Regions from separate parts of the Homo sapiens genome. Here region 2 is linked to region 1. Evidence: read pairs that join two places in POLR2A ChIA-PET (ENCODE). Cell type or tissue: MCF 10A. All regions are shown on one strand. Each heading gives the region's core, and the rest is flanking DNA. Links, peaks and the distances in the headings are about the cores only. Region 1 holds the start of RING1 (ring finger protein 1). Region 2 overlaps VPS52 (VPS52 subunit of GARP complex).

Evidence for each region. ChIA-PET counts read pairs that join two places held together with the same protein. Peaks named below come from ENCODE experiments on the same cell type or tissue, not always from the same donor. Only the 100,000 strongest peaks of a DNase experiment are listed, where the experiment ranks them.
Region 2: POLR2A ChIA-PET joins it to region 1 with 10 read pairs; 27 of 35 experiments call an interaction of 5 or more read pairs at or near these places.

What each region holds. Positions count from the first base shown.
Region 1 is chr6:33,206,694-33,211,817 of GRCh38, reverse strand. HSD17B8 (hydroxysteroid 17-beta dehydrogenase 8) reads right to left here. Exons shown (of 9, transcript NM_014234.5): 9 at 4,987-5,124. RING1 (ring finger protein 1) reads right to left here and starts at 3,318. Exons shown (of 7, transcript NM_002931.4): 1 at 3,174-3,318; 2 at 2,918-3,053; 3 at 2,032-2,192; 4 at 1,688-1,903; 5 at 271-660; 6 at 1-89. The coding sequence starts at 2,995. It overlaps MIR219A1 (microRNA 219a-1), which reads right to left and starts at 3,983; the gene lies at 3,874-3,983. In MCF 10A, for the core only: no CTCF peak of the experiment used is centred there; no DNase peak of the experiment used is centred there.
Region 2 is chr6:33,257,919-33,265,004 of GRCh38, reverse strand. VPS52 (VPS52 subunit of GARP complex) reads left to right here. Exons shown (of 20, transcript NM_022553.6): 13 at 105-223; 14 at 508-631; 15 at 902-997; 16 at 1,126-1,233; 17 at 1,456-1,521. Among named protein-coding and RNA genes, the nearest start is that of VPS52, 10 kb to the left of the region's middle. In MCF 10A, for the core only: no CTCF peak of the experiment used is centred there; a DNase peak (open chromatin) is centred at 4,234.

The DNA.
Region 1 (5,124 bases), core at 1-5,000:
CCTGCTGTTGCCTCCGCTCGAGGGCAATGCGCAGGGCCAAGTACTTGGAGAGGTGGTCCACTGTGGCATTCCCAGTTGTCTTCACATACCTGGAATGGGAGGGAGGACAGGCTTAGAGCCAGAGCGCCTCAGATGAGGACTGGAGGTAGGGGCTTTCCAAAATGGATTCTGGGTTGGGGTGGTATTTTGGGTTTGGGCAAAGCCCACTTCTGATGGAAATCTAGGTGATCTTTGGTTTCTCAGTGGCTGGGGAAAGACAGGGCTCCTCACCTCGTCTGGCAGTATTCTCCCTTCTCCACGAGCAGGGGGTGGGGCCGGAACACGAGCTCAATTTCTCCACCTGGCTCTGGGGGGCTGGGGGCCCCAGGAGGGCTTGGGGGGCCCAGCGTTCCCCCTCCCAGAGTCCCTCCCCGGTCACCAGAGTCTTCCGAACCGGCACCCCCACCCACCCCACCAGTGCCGCCTCCCCCTGTCCCTACACTGCTCCCCCCTGCGCCCCCTCCACGGGGTCGCTTGGGAGCAGGGCCTGGGGCAGAGTCAGGGGCGGAGTCTGAGCTCACATCTTCTCCATCCCCTTCTCCCTCCCCGGGCTCTCCTTCCCCCCCACTCATCGTTGTGGTCTGATCTGACCCTGGTATCGGCCGCCTCACACGCTGGGCCCTGTAGAAGCAAGTGGTTAAGGTTAGAAGGCATCCAGGATAAAGGGCTTAGACTTTAAACTTCAGAGAATTAAGAGATAAGAAAAATCCTAATGACGATACCTAATATTTATTAAACACAATGTGCTAAGCACTCAGTATACTAAGTGTTTTGCACCAATCCCCTTACCTAATACAATGAATCCTATGACACAGGTAATTATATTACCTCTATTTTATGGCTGAGGAAACTGAGGCTTAGAGAGGTTAAGTAACTTGTTAGTGATCATAGGCTGTCACCTCTCAAAGTGCGGTAGCAGCATACACATCCCCTGTGAGCTTGTGAAATGCAGACTCTCGGGCCCAACTCTAGACCTACTGAATCACAGTTTGCATCTGAAGATCTACAGGTAATCTGGATACACATGAAAGACTGAGAGATGCTGGCCTAGGAGGTGATTTAACTTCCAGCAGTATGAATCCGGGGCTTATTCTCAAAATCGCTCTACTGTTCTAACTTCTAGAAAGTCATGGGGTAAACTACATTTTTCCTTTTTTTTTTTTTGTGACAGGGCCTTGTTCTGTCGCCCAGCAGGCTGGAGTGCAGTGTGCAGTGGTGTGATCATGGTTCACTGCAACATCCACTTTCTTCCCAGGCTCAAGTGATCCTATTACCTCAGCCTCCCAAGAAGGTAGGACTACAGGCATGTGCCACCATGCCCAGCTAAATGTTTAATTTGTTGTAGAGATGAGATTTCCCTATGTTATTCAAGGTGGTCTCAAACTCCTGGGCTCAAGTGATCCTCCCATCCTCACCTCCCAAAGTGCTGGGATTACAGATGTGAGTCACTGTGCCCAGCCCTATATTTTTCTTAAGAAGAGCAGGGCCAGTTGTTTACTAAGAAACTGCAATTTACACCCATGATTTCCAGCCCTAATGATCAGTCTGTGGTCAGCTCCTAGGATGCTGAGGCTTAGAAGCTAGCAGGCAACAAGGACTGACCCACGGACCCATCCCATCAGTTCTGCTTCTCTCCTGACCCTCACACCTGTGCATGGCCTGCATGCGTAGCCCCTCCTCAATGCTGGAGCTCAATGCCTGCTGGTTGTGCAGGCGGCTCAGGCGGATAAGCACTCGGTCTTGATGGGCCTCGTATTCCTCCCGGCTAGGATAGATCTTAGAGATCAGGGCATCAAAGTTGGGGTCTGGCCGTAGGGATCGCTTGGACACCAGCTTCTTTCGGCAGGTAGGACACTCCTTGTTCCTGGGGTAGGAGAAGGGAAGCCCTGAGTGGTCAGTCAAGGGAACTGAAGCCTAGGCTGAACCAAGACCAGTGAGAGGGCCCTAACTTTGTACCCCTTCATCTCATCTCAAACATGTCTCTCCTATTACCCGCTCCGTAGGGCTGTGACAATGCAGTCAGAGCAGAATCTGTGGAGGCACTCCTTGGTGGTCATCGTATTCTTCAGCATGTCCAGGCAGATAGGGCACATGAGTTCTGAATGCAGTGACCGAGGGGAAACAGCAATCTCTGTGCCATCCATTATGGCTTCCTGAAGGCATCAGTGAGTAGAAAGGTGGTGTGGGTTAGAGGGAAAGGGGTTTTAGAAACAGCAGCCCATAAAATAAGAATTTTGAGAAATACAGTGAGAAGACCCATGTTGGTCTCTATAGGAGACAAGAATTCTGAGAAAGAGAAGGACTGATGACTTGGAGCAAATGGAGAAAAGACAGACTTTAGTGTCCATTAACTAAGAGTAGGAGCTTTGGAATAGGAGGATCTGAGGTGGCTAAGTGGCCTAGGAGTGAAGATGGCACAAATCTGTGGTTGGGAAAAACTATTCAACAAAATTTTTTAAAGTCCTGGTGCTACCTGTATTAGAACCCCATAGGGTGCCTGTTAAAAATTCAGATTCTGAGAACCCAATTCACTACTGAATCAGAATGTTGGGGGGCATGAAGCTCTGCTTTTAATAAACTCCCAAAGTGAGTCTTATGTGCACTGACTTATGACACTGAATGAGGAACAGGGAAGGTAATTTTTGTGTTTGTGATCTTTCAAATGAAGATAATAATACTTGTTCCACCTCTCTGGCAGGGCTGTTTTGAGGATTAAATGAGCTAAATGCGAAAGTGCTTTGGAAAGATTAAGGTGATTCAAAGGTAGGGCCAGGCAAGGCAGAATAGAGCAAATTACGGAAAAGAAGCTGTGTGATGCGGTCTGTGGATATAAGGGTTTGGGGGAGGGGGTAAGCCTGAAAGGGAGAATGCCTGTCACCTGCGGGGTCCGGTGCAGCTCATACAGACTCAGTTCCCACGTTTTGCTGGCATTCTGGGCATTCGCCGGCGTCGTCATGGTGACCGGGCGCAGACCCCCCACCAGGGCTCCACAGCCGAGGAGAAGGCGAAGAAGGCTGGGGGTGGGGGGAAGGGGAGGAGGGCGTCAGGGGGGCCGCCCCTCGCGTAGACCCCGCCCCTCCAGAAGCGCCCCTCTCCGCCCCCGCTCCCGCCCCCGCGCCGGCACTGCCCCTCACCCAGCTCCAGCCGTTCGCGCTCCCGCCGCCGCCGCGCCTCTCCCTAGGCCCGGGCTCCTGGGCCAAGTTCGCTCGGTCCGCAACCGCTGCTCAGACAGCAGCTCCCGCCACCGCCGCCGCCATGGCCCGGGCGCTGGGGCCCTACGTCACTTCCGCCTGCTCCTCCGCTACACCCGCTCCCCCCGCCGGCGGAGACGTCACCCACCATTCGCGGCGCGGGTGGGACGGGACGTGGACGCCGCGGTTCTCCCGCCCACGGGACGGGCTCGTCCCGCGTGAGGATCCTGCGTCCCGGGAGTTCTGCGCCACTTAGGGAACCACGGTCTCCGCCCCCGGCCCAGCACCGTCGCGCGGCCAACAACCTTAGCCTCGGTTCCCTTCCAGAGGCCCCCACGCGGGGCCTCAGCTCCGGGGGGCCGGGGCCTGGAATATCTGGGACCCCAGGAGGGGACAGAGGGCTCGTGAAAAGGGCTACCTCCCCCACTCTGCGTACCCTGGCGACTCTGGGGATCAACCCCCCTCACTTCTCCGTAACCCCCATTCCAGGATCCCGGGGGAAAAGGCTGCAAAAGATCTGCCGCTTTAGCCTTCTAGTCCTGAGAACACACCTAGGTCCCGATGTGCCCGGGATTCCCCTTACCACCCTGGGGACTCCCTCCACCCTCTGCTTTGGCTCTCCCTAGACCCTCCGACCCGCTCTCCCGCTCGAGGTTTGGGGGCGGCGGCTCGGGACGTCCAGACTCAACTCTCGGCCGGAGCCATAGACTCGAGAATTGCGTTTGGACAATCAGGAGCCGCGGCCCGGGGCGGGGAAGGGAGGGAGGCGCACGGGAGGAAAGGGGGAATGGAGACACCACGCGGAAACAGGGACATACACAAGATGGAGCTCCCATTGGGAAGGGGGGGTGCGCGTGTGGGTGGGGTACACAGGGGCAGAATGTCTGGAGTGGGAAGTGGGCAGAAGCCTCTTCGAGGACTCTAGAGTAAACGAAGGGGATGGGGAGGAAAGAGAAGAGGAAGGGGCAGAGCGATCCCCATTGAGTGTAGGGAATGAGAGGGATACAGGGCGAGGGGGTGGGGGGCAGTTAGAGACCCTGATGGGCATCTTGTCCCCGCCCGAGCTGAGGCTCCCGGACTTGGGCTGCGGCTGCCAGGGGGTGGCCTGTCCCTGGGACAAGGCAGCAGTGGGTGCCCTCGCCCCCCACCCCAGTTCCCCCCTACTTCCCTGTCCTCTCCTTCAGTCCGTGGCCAGTCCTTATGTGGGCGCCAGAGTCGATTAGCGCAGACCCCCCTCCCCTTCCTCCTCCTCTTCCCAGCCCCCTCCCTCCTGCTCTCTCCAGCCCCTTTCATCGGCTGGTTCATTCCCCTAATCCTGGCCCCCTCCCCTAATCCCCCCCATCCGACCCCAGGCCGGCTGCAGCTATTGTAAGGTGGAGAGAAAGGGGAGGGGGGGACTCAGAGAAAGGAGAGGGGTGGGGGAGGGCCACCTGTTCCAAGACCCCCTTTCAAGGCCAGACTGGACACCAAGATGGGGCCATGAACAAATCACCCTTGGGGACCATAAGAACCCAGGGAGTTGGGGGGAGGGGACTGGTGCTGCAGAACCAGTGGAAAGGGGTGACGCACGAACCCCTCCCTTCAAAAAGACCCGGAGTGTCACGCATACACAGTGACACATACTCTTTCCTCTCACACCCGGCGGCGGGGGTTGCCCTGGGAGACCAGGCAGAGAAAGGGAACAATCCTTCGGGAAAGGGAAAGGAGGGGGAGGTGGGGAAGGGTCTGAGGGCTTGGACACAAGAAGAGCCGGAGGTGGCAGGGAAGAGGACTTGGAATTTATTAGGGTCACAAGCACCCCTGCTTCCCATATTCAGCATTCCTGAACCATACACTGCCACCCCTTTTGTATCCTGGGAACTTAGAGTCCTCATCAGCAGGAGGCCAGGCAGAG
Region 2 (7,086 bases), core at 2,087-7,086, 51 kb before region 1:
TCCAGTGCATCATCCCCAAAGAAACAAATGCGTTTGTTCATAGTCACTGAGGACAACAAACTGACATTCTCTTTTAATCCTCTGTTTGTTCCCCAATCACACAGAAACACCTGGATTCTTATCTAGCTGACTGCTACGATGCCATTGCTGTTTTTCTCTGTATCCACATTGTTCTCCGGTTCCGTAACATTGCAGCAAAGAGGGATGTTCCTGCCCTGGACAGGTCACTGAATTCTGGTCCTTGATGCCCAACAGGCCACGAACTCTCTTGGTCTTGCATGACTCTGCCCTGACCTTAGACTCCTACTGACCTGGTATCATCAACCTTTATTCCCATTCATTTGCTCCGGAGGCAGTAGTGCTGCTTTTTGACTCACCTTTCTCCAACCACTGCCCCCCAACCCCCACAACTAGCTATTGACCATTAAACTGAATGATGCCCCACTCCCTCCCATCCCCCTCCAACATTCCTTGCTGGCTGACCTCTGATTCTGATTAAGCCCACAGGTACTGGGAACAGGTGCTTGCCTTGCTATGGCCACGGTTTGAACTGATCCTGGAGATGAATGTTCAGAGCGTCCGAAGCACTGACCCCCAGCGCCTAGGGGGGTTGGATACTCGGCCCCACTATGTGAGGGAGGGCAAGGGTAACAAAGGGTTCTTGAAAGGCAGGGCTCTAAGCATCATTGTGGGGGTTGGCCAAGGTCACAGTTGTGTCATGGGCCACGCTATGAGCAGGTGTTCTGGGAGGGTGGTGAAACTCATGGTGAGTGGTGCACTGTGGGTAGGAGGGACTGAAGGTAGAGTCACATCACATGGAGGTGGGTTGGCTAAGGAAGTTGGGAGGTTGTGTTGGTTGGGCCAGGAGGTGGGTGTGATTTTCCTTCCCACTCTCTCCTAGATCACACGCCGCTATGCAGAGTTCTCCTCCGCTCTTGTCAGTATCAACCAGACAATTCCTAATGAACGGACCATGCAATTGCTGGGACAGCTGCAGGTGAGGGTCGGACAGGAGACACTTCCCAGCAGCAGGGCTGCTTCCAGTGGGTGGAGTCTGAGGAGGAGCCAGATGGGGCCCAGATGACCTTGCTTTCTGGTGTCACCTCTTCCTCTCTGCCTTTTCAGGTGGAGGTGGAGAATTTTGTCCTCCGAGTGGCAGCTGAGTTCTCCTCAAGGAAGGAGCAGCTTGTGTTTCTGATCAACAACTATGACATGATGCTGGGTGTGCTGATGGTAATAGGTGCTCCTTCTCCTTGCCTTCCTACCCAGAAAATTCGGTTTCCCCCACTGCTGTTAGCTCTGTGAGGGCAGAGATGATGCCTGTCTTGTTCAGTGTTTTACTCTTGGAGTCTGGCACAGTGTCCAGCTTAGTACAATAAGTGTGGAATGAAGGGGACATCCTGAAGTGAAGGACTGCTTTCCCCAAACTAGACATTTCCCTTTGTCTTCCCTTAGGAGCGGGCTGCAGATGACAGCAAAGAGGTTGAGAGCTTCCAGCAGCTGCTCAATGCTCGGACACAGGTAGGGGTGTGGGGAAAAGGGAAGAGACAGCCTTCTGTGCTGTTTTCAGCTCTCTCTCTCTCTCTCTCTGTGTGTGTGTGTGTGTGTGTGTGTGTGTGTAGGGAGTGGCATAATGGATCTCAGGTATGCGGAATTACTGTAACTCTTGATTCACAACATACTGTCATTATTGGTCTATTTTATTTTATTTTGTCTTTGGTTTTTTTTTTTTTTTTTTTTTGAGGCAAAGTGTCACTCTGTCACCCAGGCTGGAGTGCAGTGGCATGAACATGGCTCACTGCAGCCTCAACAGCCTGGGCTTAAGTGATCCTTCTACCTTAGCCCCCTGGGTAGCTGGGACCACAGGTGCGAGCCACCATGCCTAGCTAATTTTTTATTTTTAGAATGAATTTTATTTTTTTCTTTATCTATCCTCTCAAGCATTTATCCTTTGTGTTATAAACAATCCGATTACACTAAGTTATTTTAAAATGTACAATTAAGTTATAATTGACTATAGTCACCCTGTTGTGCTGTCAAATAGTAGGTCTTATTTATTCTTCCTATTTTTGTTTGTACCCATTAATCATCCCCACCTTCTCCCCAGCCTTCCACTAGCCTTCCCAGCCTCTGGTAGCCATCCTTCTACTCTCTTCGTACATGAGTACATGAGTTCAATTGTTTTGATTTTTAGATTCCACGAATCAGTGAGAACACATGACGTTTGTCTTTCTGTGCCTGGCTTATTTCACTTAATATAATAATTTCCAATTCTATGCATGTTGTTGCAAATGACTGAGTCTCATTCTTTTTTATGGCTGAGTAGTACTCCATTGTGTATATATCCCACATTTTCTTTACCCATTCATCTGTTGATGGACACTTAGGTTGCTTCCAAATCTTAGCTATTGTGAACAATACTGCAACAAACATGGGAGTGCAAATATCTCTTCAATGTACTGATTTCCTTTCTTTTGGGTATATACCCAGCAGTGGGATTGCTGAATCATATGGTAGCTCTACTTTTAGTTTTTTGAGCAACCTTCAAACTGTTCTCCAAAGTGTTTGTACTAATCTACATTCCCACCAACAGTGTATAAGGGTTCCCTTTTCTCCACATCCTTGCCAGCATTGCTATTGCCTGTCTTTTGGATAAAAGCCATTCTGACTGGAGTGAGATGAGATCTCATTGTAGTTTTGATTTGTATTTCTCTGATAATAGTGATGGTGAGCCCCTTTTCATATATGTCTGTTTGCCATTTGTATTCTTTTGAAAAATATCTATTCAAATCTTTTGCCCATTTTTTAATAGGATTATTAGACTGTCATGTAGAGTTGTTTGAGCCCCTTATATATTCTGGTTATTAATCCCTTGGCAGATGGGATGTGCAAATATTCTTTGTCTCTTCACTTTATTGTTTCTTTAGCTGTGCAGAAGCTTTTTTTTTTTTTTTTTTTTTTTTTGAGATGGAGTTTTGTTCTTGTTGTCCAGGCTGGAGTGCGATGGTGCGATCTCAGCTCACCGCAACCTCCGCCTCCCAGGTTCAAGCAATTTTCCTGCCTCAGCCTCCTGAGTAGCTGTGATTACAGGCATGTGCCACCATGCCTGGCTAATTTTGTATTTTTAGTAGAGATGGGGTTTCACCATGTTGGTCAGGCTGGTCTCAAACTCCTGACCTCAGGTGATCTGCCCAGCTCTGTCTCCCAAAGTGCTGGGATTACAGGCGTGAGCCACCGTGCCCAGCTGTGCAGAAGCTTTGTAACTTGACGTGATCCCATTTGGCCATTTTTGCTTTGGTTGCCTGTGCTTGTGGGGTATGGCTCAAGAAATTTTTGCCCAGACCCGTGTCTTGGAGATTTTCCCCAGTGTTTTCTTGTAGTAGTTTCATAATTTGGTCTTAGATTTAAGTCTTTAATCCATTTGATTTGGTTTTCATATGTGGCGAGAGATAGGGGTATAGTTTCATTCTTCTGTGTAATGGATAGCCAGTTTTCCCAGCACCATTATTGAAGAGACTATCTCTCTTTTTTTTTTTTTCAGACGGAGTCTTGCTCTGTCACCTAGGCTGGAGTGCAGTGGTGCAGTATTGGCTCACTGCAACCTCTGCCTCCTTGGTTCAAGTGATTCTCCTGCCTCAGCCTCCTGAATAGTTGGGATTACTGATGCCTGCCACCACGCCGGGCTAGTTTTTGTGTTTTTAGTAGAGACGGGATTTCACCATGTTAGCCAGGCTTGTCTTGAACTCCTGACTTCAAGTGATCCTCCCACCTGGGCCTCCCAAGTGCTGGGATTACAGGCGTGAGCTACCGTGCCTGACCAAGAGACTATCTTTTCCCCAGTGTATGTTCTTGGCACTTTTACCAAAAATGAGTTTACTGTAGGTGTGTGCCAGCTAATTTTTTAATTTTGTAAAGACAGTTGTCTTTACAAAAGACAACTGTTGCCTGGGCTGGTCTTGAATTACTGCCCTCAAGTGAAAAATCTTATGATTCTTTTTTTTTTTTAAAGACGGAGTCTCACTCTGACTCCCACACTGGAGTGCAGCGATACGATGTCAGCTCACTGCAACGTCCGCCTCCCAGGTTAAGTGATTCTCCTGCCTCAGCCTCTGAGTAGCTGGGACTGCAGGCACGTGCCACCATGTCCAGCTAATTTTTGTATTTTTAGTAGAGATGGGGTTTCACCATGTTGGCCCAGCTGGTCTTAAAACTCCTGACCTCAGGTGATTCACCCGCCTCAGCCTCCCAAAGTGCTGGGATTATAGGCATGAGTCACTGCACCCGGCCTAGATTCTGTTTTTAATGACACTGGAAAACAACGAATTTTTGTTTTGGCATATATATAGCTTTACTTTTAAAAGCAAGAACACACACAAAAAAAGGGGGAAAAAAGCAAGAACACAATAAATGCAACATTTAGATCAACGAGTACCTGTGCACGAGAAGCACAGGGATGGTTTCAGTAGGATTTCATAGTTTGATGGTGACTTTTGCCAAGCTGCTGCTACTTGGATTGTGTGGTGTGTTTGTGAGTGTTTATATCATTAAAAAACAAAACAGCCACTGCACTGGGTTGTTTTATTTTTTAATGATATAAACACTGATGAGACAAGGCAAGAAAACAGCAAGGCAAAAAAGAAAAAAAAAAAAGCCAGGCATGGTGGTATGCACCTGTAGTTCTAGCTATTTGGGAGACAAAGGCGAGAGGACCACTTTGAAATCCAGGAGTTCGAGATTACAGCGAGCCATGATCATGACATTGTAGTCTACCCTTGGCAACACAGCAAGACCCTGTCTCAAACAGCAAAACAAAACAAAAAACCCCAGAATCACAGGATTTTTTTCATGCATAATTTTTCTAATATTGTCATGTTATTGCATATGGCTATAGCTCATTCCTTTTCACTGCCATATATGACTTGTGTGATTAAACATATTCTATAAATGGATTGTTTCCAGTTTCTTGCTTCTGTGAGCATTGTTTTATGAATAATCATGTCTTTTAGCACACATAGATATTGATTATCTTCATCAAAAGTTTCTCTTGGGTATAAACCTAGGACAGTAGTCTTGCTGCTAATAAGATATGCAGTATTAGTCTTTATGAGACAATGATAAATTGTTTTCCTAAGTAGTTCCTTCTCACCAGCAATATGTAAGAATTCCTACTGAGCCACATTTTCTCCAACATGTGGTATTATCAGGTCTTTGCCATTTTTTTTCTTTTTTTTTTTAGAGACCAAGGATGCTGCTAAAGATGCTCGGGATCAGAAATGTTTCAGATTTTGATTTTTTTCGGATTTTGGATTCCTTGCATTATTTTTACTGGTTAGCATCTGTAGTCTGAAAATCTGAAATCTGAAATGCTCCAAAGAGCATTACCTTTGAGCATCATGTTGATACTCAAAAACTTCCGGATTTTGGAGCATTTTGGATTTCAGATTATTGGATTAGGGATACTCAACCTGTATTTCAGTGGGTTTTATTTGTAATTTTCTGATTACTAATAACATTGAGCATCATTTCAAATGTTTAGTAACTATATGTAGGGGTTCAGTCAGGCTGGTGGGAAAAATATTAGTGATGATAGCCACAAACCCTCTTGGAAGGCCTAAGAGTTTGCATAACTTCAGTAATAGATATGGTTGAAGGCGACCTGATCTTTACCTTTAGTTAAATAAATTAGAGTAATAACAAAGGAATGTGGGGAAGTTATCTAGGTAGCTTGTTTACTCATATGGTCTTAAGACTAATCTTTGATGTACCGCAGGTGCTTAACTGCTTTCTACTCAGGAAGTCCACAATGTCAGTTACCCCGTAGTGGTGTTGACTCAAGTCTTTGTCAATTAATCTTTACTGAATAAATGCGAGTCTCACTAGCTGGTCAGGGCCGCCATTGCAACTGTTTACAGTACTCTTCAGGGAGTCTGTAAACAGCCTGGACACACTCAGCTGGACTGGCAAAGCAGAGTATCTGTGTGTCAGTGTACCTCATTCATCCGTTGCCGGGTCAGGGGTCTGCAAGGGACAGACTCCCTGAAGCTGGTGCTCTGTGTGAGGAGCGTCACCACAACTATACAATTTTTTTTTTTCCTGTAAAATGGCTGTCATAGCATTTGACCTTTTAAAAATCGGCTTGTGGCTGGGCAGGGTGTACACCTGTAATCCCAGCACTTTGGGAGGCTGAGGCGGATGGATCAGTTGAGGCCAGTAATTCAAGACCAGCCTGGCCAGCATGGCAGAACCCTGTCTCTACTAGAAGTACAAAAATTAACCAGGCATAGTGGCGCATGCCTGTAGTCCCAGCTCCTCAGGGGCGCTGAACCTGGGAGGCGGAGGTTGCAGTGAGCCAAGATTATGCCACTGCACTCCAGCCTCAGTTACAGAGCGTGACTCTCTCAAAAAATAAAGAAAAAAATAAGTCTGCTAGTATTTTTTATTTATAAGAGTTCTTTGCATCATCTACATACTAATCTTGTTGATTATACGTAGGTTACAGATTATCTTTTAGTATGTATCTTTTTACTTTTTTTTTTTTTTTTGGTGAGATGAGGGTCTTTCTGTGTTGCCCAGGCTCCTGGGCTCAAGAAATCCTTGCACCTTTTTTTTTTTTTTTTTGAGATGGAGTTTCACTCATGTTGCCGAGGCTGGAGTGCAATGGTGTGATCTCAGCTCACTGCACCTCTGCCTCCCGGGTTCAAGCACTTATCCTTTCTCAGCCTCCTGAGTAGCTGGGATTACAGGCGTGTGCTACCACGCCCGGCTAATTTTTGTATATTTAGTAGAGATGGGTTTTGCCATGTTGGCCAGGCCAGTCTTGAACGCCTGACCTCAGGTGATCCATCCGCCTCAGCCTCCCAAAATGCTGGGATTACAGGCATGAGCCACCGCGTCCAGCCTTTGTTTTTTTAATGTTGCTTTTTGATTAAAGAAATTTGTAATTTTAATATGATTGAATTTATCTGTCCTTCATTTTTATGTCTTTGTTTTTAGTAACAGTCTTGCTCTGTCACCCAAGCTGGAATGCAGTAGTGTGATCATGGCTCACTGTAGCCTCAACCTCCTGGGCTCAGGCAACCCTCCTCC